Linked DNA regions of Homo sapiens: regions 1 and 2 are each linked to region 3. A link is a loop called in an ENCODE intact Hi-C map of the cell type or tissue named here. Cell type or tissue: heart right ventricle. All regions are shown on one strand.

Region 1 (5,000 bases), 440 kb after region 3:
TAGACAGCTTTACCAAATAGGCATTAAAAAACAAATTAAATATTATCATGTAATTAACAGAGTATTTTATTATTCCTAGAATAGAATATGGATATGCTCATTTTTATAACACTCATATTTATGAAAATTTAATTTCTTTTGATTATGCAGTCCCAGAGCCAAATTATTATACCACAGCCAAATTTGTTGAAAACCGAATCAAAGTTGAGCTTTGAGTACAGCATCATCCATTGTTCACCATGTGGATTTTTAGCCATTTTGATAGCATTTACACTGATCAACACCGTTAAAGCCTGTCTCCTCCGTGGACCCTTCCTGGAGTCTACTCAATAATGTAATACATTAGCTGTAGAAATATAGGGATGAATGGAGCAAATTCCATTAAATGTTATAAATATATAACTGGATGCATGCAGAGGAAGGATATCTGGCTTTGGGGAAATCTGGGAAAGCTTTGTGGAGGAAAATAACTCTTTAGAAATTTCTTAAAGAGGCAGGTATAATTTGGATTGGGGTTTTCTGTCGTGGGCTTTCCACTAAAATAGGGCTGCTGTTCTTTTTACCTTCACATCTTCCAAATGGCTATCAGGAAGTGTCAAACTAGGTCAAGATGGCCCATGTATTACATTATTGAGTAGACTCCAAGAAGGGCCCAAGGAGGAGATAGGCTTTCATGGTGTTGATCGGTGTAAAGGTATCAGAATGGCTAAAAATCCACAGGGTGAACAACAGATGATGCTGTACTCAAAGCTCAACTTTGATTGGGTTTTCAACAATTTTGGCTTTGGGATTATAATTTGGTGCTGGGTCTGCATAATCACAAGATATCAAATTTTCATAAATATGAGTGTTATATAAATGAGTATATCCATAGTCTATTGTAGGAATAATAAAATACCCTGTCAATTACATGACAATATTTAAGTTGTTTTTTACTGACTATTTGGTAAAGCTGTCTGCAGTACCACCAAAAAAATAAAAACCAACATAAACAATATCATACTACATCATTGTACTTGTCAAATTAACTCTGCATACTTCAGATTTTCTCTAGTTCATTAAAAAAACAAAATAAACAATAAAACCACTTCTCAGGCCTTTATTCCTCAACAGGTAAATAGAATAGAGTATTGCTATTTAGATGTGATAACAGGGTGAATTTATTCTGTGGCCCACAGGGAGTCATTGATCACGTCTTTCCAAGGGAATATTTATTTATTTTACTTTCAACTTTTATTTTACAATCAGGGGTTACATGTGCACATTTATTACAAAGGTATATTGTGTGATTCTGAGGTCTGGAGTATCAATGAATCTGTCACCAAGTAGCAAGCATAGTACCCAGTAGGTTGTTTTTCAGCCCCTGCTCCACTTCTTATCTCTTCCCTCTTGTAGTCCTCAGTGTCTATTGTTTCCATCTTTAATTCCATGTGTACCCAGTGTTCAGCTCCCACTTACTTGTAAGTGAGAGCCTGCAGTATTTGGTTTTCTGTTTCTGTGTTAGGTCGCATAAGATAATAGTTTCCAGTTGCATCCATGTTGCTGCAAAGAACACTATTTCATTCTTTTTTATGGCTATGTAGTATTCAATGGTGTATATGTACTACATTTTTTAATCCAATTCACGGTTTTTGTTTTTTTATTTTTGTTTCATTTTGTTTTGTTTTATTGAGACAGGGTCTCACTCTATTGCCCAGGCTAGTGTGCAGTGCTGTGATCTCAACTCACTGCAGCCTTGACCTCCTGAGTTCAAGTGATCCTCCCACTTCAGTCTCTGGAGTAGCTGGGACTACAGGCATGCGCCAACATGCTGGGCCAATTTTTGTATTTGTTGTAGAGATGATGTTTCACCATCTTGTCCAAGCTGGTCTCGACTCCTGGGCCCAAGCGACTCACCTGTCTTTGGCCTCCCAAAGTTCTGGGATTACAGGCATGAGGCACAGCACCTGGCCCCAATCCCACTATTGATGGGCATGTCAATTGATTCCATGTCTTTGTTATTGCGAATAGTGCTGTGATGAATATGTGAGTGCCTGTGTCTTTTTGGTAGAATAATCTATTTTCCTTTGGATAGATAACCAGTAATGCGATTGCTAAGTCGAATGATAGTTCAACCTTTAGCTCTTTGAGAAATCTCTGAACTATCCTCTGTAGCAGCTGAACTAATTTACATTCCCACCAACAGTGTATAAGTGTTCCCTTTTCTGAGAGAATAATTTAATCAGAACAGTACCTTAAGATGCAGCTTTAATACAGTTCAAGTACCTTAGAAAGTAGAGTTGAAAAAGGGAGTTTCTGATTAGTTTCTTCCTGTTTTCAAGCTTGTTGCCTTATGTATTGCACCCTCTTGTGGCCAAGGCCTGCATCACAAACAAAGTTAACATGGTCACTGCAAGCTACATCACACCAGCACTAAAAGAATTGGAAAAGAGGTAAGTTTTAATCATTTTAAACAAACTGAGTGGATCCATGGCATTGTTTTTATTTTATATCCAAGTTTTCCTTTTTCCTCTTTCCACCTGCTGCAGTGTGGAAGATGCTGGCATCACAATCATTGGTGAATTGGGATTGGACCCTGGTCTGGATCACATGTTAGCAATGGAAACAATAGATAAAGCCAAGGAAGTGGGAGCCACGGTGAGCCCAATTTGTACCCAAAGGCAACATTAAAATGTCTAAATTCTTGTGTACAGAATCAAAGTATGAGTTATAATATAGCAACACCTTTAATCAAAGTTAAAGATTTTTTTTTTTTGAGACTGAGTTTTGCTCTTGTTGCCCAGGCTGGAGTGCAACGGCACAATCTCGGCTCACTGCAACCTCCATCTCCCAGGTTCAAGTAATACTCCTGCTTCAGCCTCCCAAGTAGCTGGGATTACAGGCACGCACCACCATGCCCGGCTAATTTTGTATTTTTAGTAGAGATGGGGTTTCTCCATGTTGGTCAGGCCAGTCTCAAACTCCTGACCTCAGGTCATCTGCCCCCCTCAGCCTCCCAGAAATTTTAAATAATATCTTATAACTGCAAAAATATCCATACAGGAAAACAATGTCCAAGTCTTAGGTAGCAACCAATTTTTGGAGAAACAGATGCTACTATAAAATTTTGGCTTAATACAAATTTTAGACTACCTTGAAGATTCTGTAATAAGATTTGACTTTTAAAAGTAAGAAGAATCTTTGGGTATCAGCAATCTGTTGATATGAAATATCTTTTATGAAATAGTACCTTTGGCGAGGTACTATTGGGTGTAAATGGGATGATTCAGATTGTTTTAGGTTTTTTGAATGTGTGTGTATATATATGTATTAAAATTATATATATGTAAATATATAATTTGAATACAAAAGTTAGTAGGAACTGACTAAGCAGAATTGAACTAAGAGTTGGATTTTTAACTGAACAAAATGTTAGTCACTATTTTTACAGTTTTTTTAAAAAAACATATATATAAAATTAACTGTTATTTAATCAAATGGTACATGCTTTGAAGATGTATTTTTGAATGCCTTAGTAACTTTAAGAATGAAAAACTGTAGCAAGTTTACTCCATTCATATCATTGTCTTCAATTAATTACTTAGACATTCTCTAAGTTGTGAATTCTTCCTTATTTATTGATTCTTTAATTTATAGATTGAATCATATATTTCCTACTGTGGTGGGCTTCCAGCCCCTGAACATTCAAACAATCCATTGAGATATAAATTTAGCTGGAGTCCAGTGGGAGTTTTGATGAATGTAATGCAGTCTGCCACCTATCTGCTCGATGGAAAGGTGAGGAATCTTATCCAAGCATAGTGATATCAACCTGCAATAACAGCCTGAGACAGTCTAAATACTCCCTGATCCCAAACCCTTTAATAATGGTGATGCTGCCTGTCTCCATTATCTCCTCCTGTGTTGTTTCCCAGTGTATATTTTCTGTTCTATTTAGCACGGTATCCTTGCTGTTCCTAGCAAAGCCTGTGCCTATTCTTTGCCCTAGGCCTTCTTGCAAGTTGTTTCTGCTATTCAAAAATTCACTTCTCTATATATGTAAACACTGGTTATCTCTTGATTTATTTCAGCATGACAAACATTTTCTGAGTACCTACTATGTGCTGGACTTTGGGCAAGTTACCCAAGACTGTCACAGAGAATGAAATTCATGACCTCAGAAAGCTCACAGCTGGACTGGGGATGGGGCTCTTGGAATGGAGGGTTTGGTGTGCTGGGGAAAGAAACTATAATTTCTTCCCCAGCTGCCATGTAACAGAGCATAAGAACTCTCCAAGTTTAATATTATTTTCATTATTTTACAATAAGAAAGCTATGGCTCAGAGAGCATGTCCAAGGTCATTTGGCTGAGATTCAAACCCAGGTCTAACTAACTCTTAAGGCTTTTTTTCTCCTTTTGCCAGATTGCCTAATGGCTGGAAAGACAGACATGGGAATAAGTAATTATAATTTAATAGGGAAATTTCCAAAGTATGTTAAAGTGGCTCAGAGCTACAGATGGGAGAACAGTTTAATTGGCCTTGGTGAAGGGGTTGGGGGAAGGAGGATGGGGAAAAGAAAAACTAGTGGAGAAGAGGATGTGCTTGGCCTTGAAGGATATGAGGGTGCCAGCTAGGCAGGGATGTTAGCACTCATGGTATGACAGTTTTATAAGGGGAAAAATCAGGTTTAGGGAGTTAAGATAACAGCTACACTTAAAGAGATGGCAAGTGACAGAGCCAGTATCCAAATCATGTCTGTCTGACTTCATAGTTTATGCTCATAGTTTGGAGAAAAATGAAACGAGACTCAGAGTGCCTCTTTGAATTGTGTGTTGTAGGCACCTCATTCACCTTGCCCTAGTCCTGGCCCTGCAGGGAGTGATGAGTAATATGATCACATAGATGTGTCTTAAAAAGATTATTTTAGCATCAATATTTTACATTGTCAAGGTATTTGTGAATCGAAATGTATTTCAGGAGTAGAGAGAAAGAATTTCTTAAGCAACAAGGTGAATGCTG
Region 2 (5,000 bases), 310 kb after region 3:
CCATAGACCATGGTGCCTGGGCATAACTATAGATGCTCAGTATATGTTAACTCTTCTTATCATCATCATCCTTATCATCATCTCATGTTGATGTTGGTTTTATTATAACAGGAAATATATATACTTTAAGAAAGGGGCTGTGTTGAAGCAGATTGACTCACTTTTTAGGTTTGCTCCACACGCAATACTGTCTGCTTGAGAACCACATGGGGATTGGATGGGTAAGGTTGCTCCAGACCACAGTGATTTCAGAGAAGAGTAATAGAAAATTTTGCCACAGAGAAACAAACATCTCTCCTTGAAACATGTCCCATGTAACACAAGGAATTTCGCAGCCTTATTTTTGCCTTATCGCTACAACTATATTATGGCTTATAAATATCAACAGTATCTGAGTGCTTTATCTGGCCCAAATAAATGAATGTTTCTATTGCTACCAGTTTTTCTTCCTCGAATTACAAATGCCACAATGAACAGAAACATCTCTCTTGGAGCACTGTATGTGCTCAATCACATTCTGTTGTTCTCCACCACCCCCAAACATCCAGATGAAATGTAAAATACTCAGTCCATGAATATTGGGAAGCATTGATTTGTATTACTGTGAAGCCAAAATATTTAGATGCAAGGGTTGGGACTTTCTCCTTTATTCTTGCTCAGAAATGCACAAACTTAACCAGAGTCTAGATCTCGAGTCCCATAGAAGCCAATTAGCTTCCATATTCAGATGTTTTCAACAGAATTATTTATATATGTATAAAAGCACAACACAGGATAATGAACGCAACTTTTGTGTTCATATGGACTTTGATTTGACTTTTATTTCATACACTCACTAAACATGTGGAATCTGTCCATTTACCATAGCTCTTTGAGACTCATTAATCTCATCTACAGGATGGAGAGAATCAACTCTGCCATGGCCAGGGGATACGAGGGGCATATCAAAACACTGTGATTTCCATGTAAAACCTGAGAAGAACTGGGAAGAAGAAGAGGTTTTCCTTACAAGAAGGACTGGAGAATAGATATGGCAACTAGGAGAATTAAGGCAATCACACTAATTTATGTCTCTTACACCCTGTGGCCCAGCAATTTCATTTCTAGGACTTTACCCACAGACATATACTCATATGTATAAAAAAATGCTTATGCAGTGATGATCACTGCAGTACTGTTGTTAAAAAGCTTTCTAAACTAAATCCAATGTCCATATATTGGATATTGGTGAATTAAATCACAGCAAAACCATTCAATGAACCACTGTGCTGCAGATAATAAAGTGAGGTAAGTGTGTGTGTGTGTGTGTGTGTATATATATATATATATATATATATATATATATATATATATGGTGGCATAGAGCAATGTCCAAAGATATAAAGTTAAGCCAATAAAGTAATTTGCAGAAGAATATTATATTACAATCCCATTTGTATAAAATGTGTATCCGTATCAATCTATCAACAGTAGTATTTACTAGGATGAGAAAGTTATCTGGGAATTTCACTATATTATCCATTTTAGAAATGATGGATTTCATTACAATGACAATGCATATTTTTGCCATAAGGAAATATAAAGATTTAACCTAAAAAGTCATATTTTTTCCAACCAATGAAGATGAGAAAGCCATTGAAGGACTTTGAACAACAGAGTGATACATCACATTTAACAGGATCACTGTGGTAGCTGTGTTGACAGTGGTTGGGGGAAGCAAGGTGGTAGCAGCAAGACCAGTTATGACACCATTGAAATAACCAAGGCAAGAAGTGATTGTGGCTTAGACTGGAGTTATAGTAGAGGAAGTGGAGTGAAGTGACCTGTACTGTGCATGTTTGAAGACAGTCAATGAGCTCTGCTAGTGGATTGGGTCTGCAATGTGAGAAAAACAGAGGAGTCAAGGACAATTACAAATATTTTTGGTCTAATTGCTTGTTTTATGTTTGTTTGTTTTTAAGACGAAGTCTTGCTCTGTTGCCCAGGCTGCCGTGCTGTGGCATGATCTCGTGCTCACTGCAACCTCTAGGGCTCAAACGATTCTCCTGCCTCAGCCTCCCGGTAGCTGAGATTACAGGCATCCGCCACAACGCCCAGCTAATGGTCTGCTCAATTGGAAGAAAGTAGTAGTCTCACAAGGTTCTTATCTTGCCTTCCATTGTATTATACTCTTCTGGTTTTCCTCCTTCTCTTGTGCACTTAATTTTTGAGTGGTAGTGTGTGCAAAGACTGGTTATGATGCACAATCAGCCAGCATATACAATTTGGGATTCAATGTATAAATTCCCTTCAGAGGGAAGAGGAAAGAGGAAGCCTGAGCCAGGAACTCATCTTCCAGGAACTGCATCTTGAAGGCTTATTACCTTCAAGTGACGGCCATACTGATATGAAAATTATGGACCATGGCAAGACTAGAAAACTCACCAAGGGCATGAAACATCAGAGTGAACTCTCAGAGTAGATTGTCCAAGAAAATAGATGGTTGCAGTAAGCTTTAGGTATTCTCCAACCTGAAATCTTATGACTGGAGCATATTTGCATTACTTTCTTTGTCTTGATACTACAAGTTTCCTAGAATTTGCTGTGACTCATGTATTTGAACAGTTTTCCTTTGGTTTACACAATTTCAAGTTTAAACACCCATTGATGTTATTACATACAATACACTTTCAGTCAGCACTTTAGAATTGTAATCTTCATTTATGCACATAATTTGTTTCTTCAGTTACAAACATGTGGTGCAATTATGTTGGTTTTTATCATTGACTTGGGAATTAGGGTTTGTATTTATGTGATTAAAGTATTCAGTTTTTGAGTAAGTTCTGTAACTTAAATATTTGCTGTGCACCAGTCATAGTTTAAATGGAAAATCAACTTTAAAAGGTAAAATTTGGTGCCATCCAGTGTCATCATTGTGAATTGCAGCATAAGCACAATTGTGAGGAAAATAATTTCAAATGGAAACTAACTACAATTTGCAGAAATACCAATAATGATTTTAAAATAGTATAAATTTGAAATTAAATTTAACTGCAACATGAGATAATATAGAAAAAACCATGGAATTAAGAGAATTGAAACATGTTCTGGAATTGCTTTATTTATAAAATGGGAATATGTTACCTACATGGTAGACAAGAGCTAGAAAAATTTTTTTTATAAGGTCTAAATACCAAACACATACTGTACTTGACATCTACTACATTAGACATATATTATCTTTATATTACACTATGTTAAATAAAATCTTTATATATTGCAAAGAAATTAATATTTGGTTCAACTTATAGGGCATTACACAAGTCTGAACTTTTGAAAGTCATTCACAGGACAAAATATGGGGCACATTTCTGTAGATGCTAAAATTAAGAAGGAAAATTTCTACTAAGTATAGATTTTTGGTCTTCTCACAGAAGTTTTCGGTTGTTCAGGTGCAGTAACAATGGTATATATTTAAAACACTTAATTGAATATGAGATATTCTGTTAGCAAGACTACCTGGTCATGACTTGTGTTAGTTAGGTAATAGGTTTGGCTGTTGAAAGAGACCCTGTAATAACTGTGGTTTAAATGAAATAGAGAAATTGTTCTCTTTCATGTTAAAGCCTGGGCAGGCAATTCAGGACTATGGGACCCACAAAATTATCTGGGATCCAGGCTCCTTCTACTTGTGGTTCTGGGGCCTTGAATACATAGCTTCTCTCTCATGTTCCATGATGACTGCTCTGTTCCTCTTCTCATTCACAGCTTTATCTGCACTTACCATCCTTAAAACCATATGAGGCAAATGGGCAGAGGAGGATGCTCAGAGCTGATTGTATGGTTCACATCTTACTCTGCCCCTAAAATTTGTGCCCCTTTTCTGTGAACGTTTCTGCTCCTGATGGAATATCTGGTACAAAAATAATATTCATATATTCTTCTAACAATGAAACATACATACACTAATTTATTGGTTTATGCCAATATTAAGAAGAAACATAAAATAATACATCTTATTTAGTTAGTTATACATAGTAATATTAAGGGAAGTAAATCAATGCAATTTGTTCCATTAGACCAGTGGCTCCAAAGCAGTAGTTCTCAACTTTGGCTATACATTATAATCACTTAGGGAGCTTTAAAAATACTTGTACCTGAATCCAGCAATCCAAGTTTCTGATTTAATGGATCTAAGATGCAATTTGGTCTGCAGCGGTTTCTTCCCCAGGTGATTCTAAGTACAGCAAGATTGAGAATCGTTGTAGATCGTGGTGCAGAACAGGGTCACCTGAGGAGCTTCTGAGCTTCATCTGTGCCTTCCCACCCCCCCACTCCCCATTTCATTATGACACAATTAACCTGGAGTGGCGTCCAGGCATCAATATTTTTTAAAAATTTCCCCAAGTGAATCTAATTGTAGTTGGGGCAGAGAACCAGTGTTAAATATGAAAGAGAGTTTCTTTTATGATTTTTTTTGTTACCGTATGTATTGGCACTTATGCTTGAATTTATAGCTCTTCTGTCGAATTAAATGAGCAGTTTCTGCTATAGGAAAACTACAGCTATATTGAAATTTAGCTCTCCTTATATGAGCATCTCATTAAAATCTCAAATTTTACCCAGGTTTAGCTGGAATGCTAAACTAATGTCAAAAATAAAATTAACTATCATTTTACACATTTGTGTTTAGGTAGAATTTCCTAACATTTTCCATTGCTATGTATTTTTAAACAACTTGATTACATTTAAATGCAAAACTTTACTTTATCATTCGAAGATCTCATAAAGAGACAATTTTATTGTTGGAAGGACGTCTCAGCAGCCATAGCCTTTTCTACTATTGCCAACACTTAGAATATTCTGGGTTGGGCCGGGAATTCGATATTCTTTTTGCCACTCACATTTCCTCTCTACATATTCTTCTATATCAGATAGCCCAGATACAGTATCATCTGACTGTTGCAAAGCCAGTTGTACTGTACTCAGAATCTTGACCCAACCAGGAGTTTAGCCATGAA
Region 3 (5,000 bases):
TGTATTATGTAGAAAAATCAGCCAATTGATAGAATTTCCCAAATCTAACTTTTTGCAATGTCGGGGCATAGCCTAGATGTCAAGATAATGCTAACAGGCTAACAGTATTTTGTTTGTTTGTTTGTTTTGTTTTTTTTTTTTTTGAGACGGAGTCTTGCTCTGTCACCCAGGCTGGAGTGCAATGGCACGATCTTGGCTCACTGCAACCTCCGCCTCCTGGGCTCAAGCAATTCTCCTGCCTCAACCTCCTGAGCAGCTGGGATTACAGGCACCTGTCACCACACCCAGCTAATTTTTGTATTTTTAGTAGAGATGGGGTTTCACCATATTGGCCAGGCTGGTCTTGAACTCCTGACCTTGTGATCTGCCTACCTCAGCCTCCCAAAGTGCTGGGACAACAGGAGTGAGCCACCGTGCCCAGCCTGCTAACAGTATTTTTTAAAACATCTCTGTAGTATCTTTATACTTATTACAAGGGATAATACATATATTGGGTCATTTGATCCTCTGGATAATTCTTTGAAGCAATTAGGAAACCAATCGTTATCTCCATTTACAATTAGAAAAAACTGATTGAGACTCAACTGAGACCAGTTTTAGAATTCTTAGAATTCTTATCTGTAAGTATATTAGTATAGGGACTCTACTCATTCTCTTTTTAATAAGTAGGTAATTTTGTTGCCCCATTCTTAAGAGTTAGTGGGAACAACTAAAAGAGAATACTGTTGCCCTTAAGAGAAGAACTTCAAACCTCTGGTTTTAGGAAGGAGAATCTTGCAGGTGTAGATGACTAGACTGTGAGGCTGGAACTTGAATTCTGAGGGTTCCCCTCCTGGGGGGATTCTCACATCCTTTCCACAATACTGTGCTTGACCTCAGACATACCCTAACTTCACCTCTTCTTCTTTCTCTTCCATTGTGGACACTCTTTTCTTTGACGCTCTCTGCAGTTAAAGCAGTGTAGAACTTCTGAAAGTCTTTATGCTAAAGGACAACAAATGAGAAAGTAATCACAAAGAATATAATAAACTACCAGTACAGCTTGCTGTCACTGATGGATTCTGAGCTGTTTCTCTACTGCAGTGTGACACTGTACTCTCTCAAGATTGCTGACTTTAAATGGCACCTCAGTGAGGCTTCCCTACTACTTAACTCTTAGTTGTTGTTGGTTTTTTCTCAGTGAAGATTCCTATCTTACGCCCACCAGGGATGGCATTCTATACATGTGAACACTTTCCCATTCACAATCAATCCAGCATCTAGCACAGGAGGTCCCTCTCCCCAGAATACAAGGAATGGTCTTGATCCTGTTGTTCTGAGATCAAGACCATCTCCTCCGTATAAAAGAGGTAAAAAGCTTACTTGAAGACAATTTTATATATATGGTAGCTGGAAGCCATTGCTTCAAAATTAAATAGAATGCTAAAGTGAATCTTGTAGCAAAGTCAGAAAGTATAAATATTTAATGAATATTGTGTATTAATAGTTATGTGTAGTTTTTAGCACAGTCTTTTGTAGTATTAAAAGTATCAGAAGTTGGTTATAACTTACTGTTGTCTGTAGTGATAATTGAAACCTTATAAGATTGTTATATTAACTGAGATATGTAAAGCATAAAGCACAATACTTAGAATATAGAAAATTTATCTTTTGAAAGGTAAGTTGTTATAAGGAAAATGATGGTGATAAAATGCAGTGGGGATAGTTATTTTAACAACATTAGTAGAGTATACTATGGCATAGAATATTTCCTAATGTAACATAGTCTCATTTTACTCACTTTTTAAAATTTGTTTTTACTTTCAGATAGAGTGAAGCTTAATTAACTTGAAAGCTAGTGGGAAAAAAAAAAAAAAAAGCTAACTTAAGCCTAAGTGGAAACCTTTTCTTATTTCAAAGCTTATTGTTGAAAACTATATTGAAATTTGTTAGAATTTTGTGCTTTTTAGAGTTCACAAATATATTTTATTTTTAGATTACTAAGGATCATTTACTCACCTGTGTTCATCTGTCTGAAAGTCTGTCTTGTAGGAACTACCATGGTAATTTATCTTTACCTTTTATAATATCTTCTGCATTATTTTTGTATTAAGTATGAGGATATCTTCTGTTCTAAACTGCCCAAAGTAAATATTAAGTGAGTCAAATAGCACTAATTCCAAAATATGTCTTATAGAGTCTAAAGTAAGTTTTTCATGCCAGTTTTCTAATTGTAGATCAAAGGAAGGAAATAAAAAATAAAAACCTCTGAAGAGTTAAAGAATTATTTGGATTCTAATCTATTAACATTATAGTGCAATTCTTGTTAACTTTCCAATTATTTATGTATCTCCCTGAAAAGCAGATATAAATGTGCCAGCAATTGAATCAAACCTCATACCCAGGAATGTAATTTTGGCGTGGATCTTCAAGCGGGATCCACATTTTATTTTCCTGTGGAAAAATAACATACCTTCTTAATTGAAGCTGAATAAATCTTATGTTTCTTTTCAATTCTGCTGTTTAGATGGTGCCATCCAAAAGACAGGGAGGAAAAATATATTTAAAAGTCATTTTCTTCCAAAGGCTGATTTTCCTCCCATTCCATTTAATGGTTGTTACTCATTAAGAAAAATCCAGAGACACCACCAGACTGGCTTTAACTCTTTTATTCTTTTCTATTAATTAGTATTGTTCCTCTACAAGTTCATGTAACAGATTTCTAGTCTTTATCCCTAGTTTTATGTGTAATAGGAGAAGGATTTCTGCTTATAATAGTTGTAAAATTAGGGATGGGTATACTTTTTTCAGTGAAATAAATGCCTTACTTATTTCTTTTACTCCAAATGTGTTTTTATGCCTCTTTCATTTGTATGCCTATGAATGTATGAGTCTGTGAAATGATTCCATTAAAATAGAAATATTTAGTTATTTGAACTAATATATCTTAGTGTTGCTTTTTTGGGGTGGGAAGGTACTGATTTCCTGTGCTGAAATGTGCCGTAAGAAAAAAGAAAGAAAAGGAATAGATTTTGTTTCGGAGTGGTTTATAAGGAACAACTTCACAAGTACCTTTGGACATGGCATTGTAATTCTTGTAGGACAAAAGTAATAATATGTATATGTCCAGTAGATGGCGCAAACATTCCCCCAAATAGAAAATAATTGTCTTAAAGTACAAAACTTGGTATTAATAATAAAAGTGGCACTTATTTAAGTAGAATTAAGTAATTTTCAACACATTTTCTTTTTCAAAAATGTAAAAAGAAAAGGTTAAAAGGAAGTGAAGTGGTAGTTCATTTTGGACATATCAAACTTGTCAAGAAAGTATCAAATTAATATAGAAAAACTTTAATGTTTAGTAGTTTATGAATAATCAAAGATATCACAAGGTCAGTTTTAACAAAAAATATCCAAAACTTGAAATTTGGAATATGTTGTGTAAATGTCAAAAGCTATTTTTCCTACTATCTTGGTTTCATTTTTATGTGTCCTACATTCATAAGCAGAAGCACTGTGAATATAGTTTTGTCAGCAAATAAATAAATGGAATTCTTAAGCTTTAAGTTAAAAAGGAAAAGAAACATTATATAAATCTAGTCCTATGTAGTCCATCCTTACTGCCCATGGATTCTTTATGACTACTGGCTTTACTTAGTTATTCATTCTCCCCTAAATAAAGATACATGAGAGAGAAGCTGAACGTTATAATTTTTGTAGTAGTCTAGAATTTGTTAGTTGGTTGATAAGTAGCAATTTCTTAAGAACTTAAGAAATTCTGTAGCTTGCAACATAATACAGGTACTCTTTAGAAACATTGCTTTTATCTAATGAATAAGAAGAGCTAGTTTTTGTTGTTGTAATGTGTGACATTGTAGGTATTCTTCATTTTAGAAAAAGATATACTTACATTCTTGCCCCATTCTTGGAAAGCTTTTTTCCTTAAATGGGACAAAGCTGAAAAGTTTATTACCATCCTCACACCCCAAAGAGTCCTTCAAACAAGTTAAGTTGAAATATTTTCTGTTCTGCTTACCACCACCACCACCACCACCACCACCACCACCACCACCACCACCACCACTAATGCCTTCATCTACATTGTGTTTTATAGTTACAAAGGCCCCTTTCATACATCATTGCAGCAGATTTTTGTAATGACCCCATCTATTATAGCAAGGGAGCTAATATTGCTATTCTTGTTTTACAAATGAGAAAAGTAAATCTTATACCTGGCACTTAGCCATTTAGAGAATCATTTAGGTTCTCTCTCTTTCTCTGTTTGTCTGTCTCTCTCATTATTTTCACCCTTCTCTCTCTGTTTTGGGGGAAACATTTATTCTCCATTCCCAATACTTGCTTCCATGTAAGGGATATTCATTACCGTAATGAATGTTCTCTGTTCATTCTGCACAAGCCTGTCATGGGCAAGATCTTCTCATGGAACAGCCTGTCCTCTTAGCACTATCTGTGACTGGGCTGGGGAAAATACGTGTCATAATAATACTGAACCTCATAAGGAAGCCCACCACTTGCAGGAAACACACACACACACACACACACACACACACACACACTCTCTCTCTCTCTCTCTCTCTCTCTCTCTCTCTCTATTCAGTATTATCTTTACCAGTATTAAAGGTGATGTTTTGTACTCTGTCTACTCTTTTAAGTCAATTTGTTCAGAACTCGGGCAAAGAAAAGAGATACTGAATTACTTGGTCTCCTCAGAGATTCCAACTGTCAATATCAGACAGTTTTGTGTTTTTTTTTTTTTTAGCATATTAGTGAGAGTTAGAAATCTGGTAGCATTTTGAGATCTTTAGACATATAATATATTCTGTTCCATTTTGACTGAAAGGTCCTTGTGATGCTGTGAGATTGAAGCCATTTTCAGCGGTGGTTGAAGAGCCCTGGAAGTCCCTTTTCGGCATAAAGGGGCTTAAGGTGCACTAGATTCCTGAACCTCCAAGCCTGTTTTCACAGCAGCTGCTCCATGCTTCCTTAATGTTTTCATCATT

The links. Hi-C counts contacts between places; a loop is a spot of excess contacts. Peaks named below come from ENCODE experiments on the same cell type or tissue, not always from the same donor. Only the 100,000 strongest peaks of a DNase experiment are listed, where the experiment ranks them.
Region 1: it touches region 3 in a loop (16-fold over the local background); 51 of 110 quality-filtered maps call a loop at or near these places.
Region 2: it touches region 3 in a loop (6-fold over the local background); 83 of 110 quality-filtered maps call a loop at or near these places.

The regions. Positions count from the first base shown.
Region 1 is chr7:122,090,480-122,095,479 of GRCh38, reverse strand. AASS (aminoadipate-semialdehyde synthase) reads left to right here. Exons shown (of 24, transcript NM_005763.4): 16 at 2,322-2,432; 17 at 2,529-2,637; 18 at 3,637-3,777. Among named protein-coding and RNA genes, the nearest start is that of AASS, 51 kb to the left of the region's middle. In heart right ventricle, a CTCF peak has its summit at 2,353 (motif pointing left); a DNase peak (open chromatin) is centred at 2,359.
Region 2 is chr7:122,217,358-122,222,357 of GRCh38, reverse strand. LOC102724527 (a long non-coding RNA gene) reads right to left here. Exons shown (of 6, transcript XR_007060500.1): 6 at 3,081-4,216. Among named protein-coding and RNA genes, the nearest start is that of AASS, 76 kb to the right of the region's middle. In heart right ventricle, CTCF peaks have their summits at 2,719 and 2,922 (motif pointing left); no DNase peak of the experiment used is centred here.
Region 3 is chr7:122,527,174-122,532,173 of GRCh38, reverse strand. All of the region lies in intron 8 of CADPS2 (calcium dependent secretion activator 2), which reads left to right. It overlaps LOC105375481 (a long non-coding RNA gene), which reads right to left and starts at 4,442. Exons shown (of 4, transcript XR_001745347.2): 1 at 4,364-4,442; 2 at 886-984. RefSeq lists enhancers at 4,005-4,505, 4,506-5,000. In heart right ventricle, a CTCF peak has its summit at 3,121 (motif pointing right); no DNase peak of the experiment used is centred here.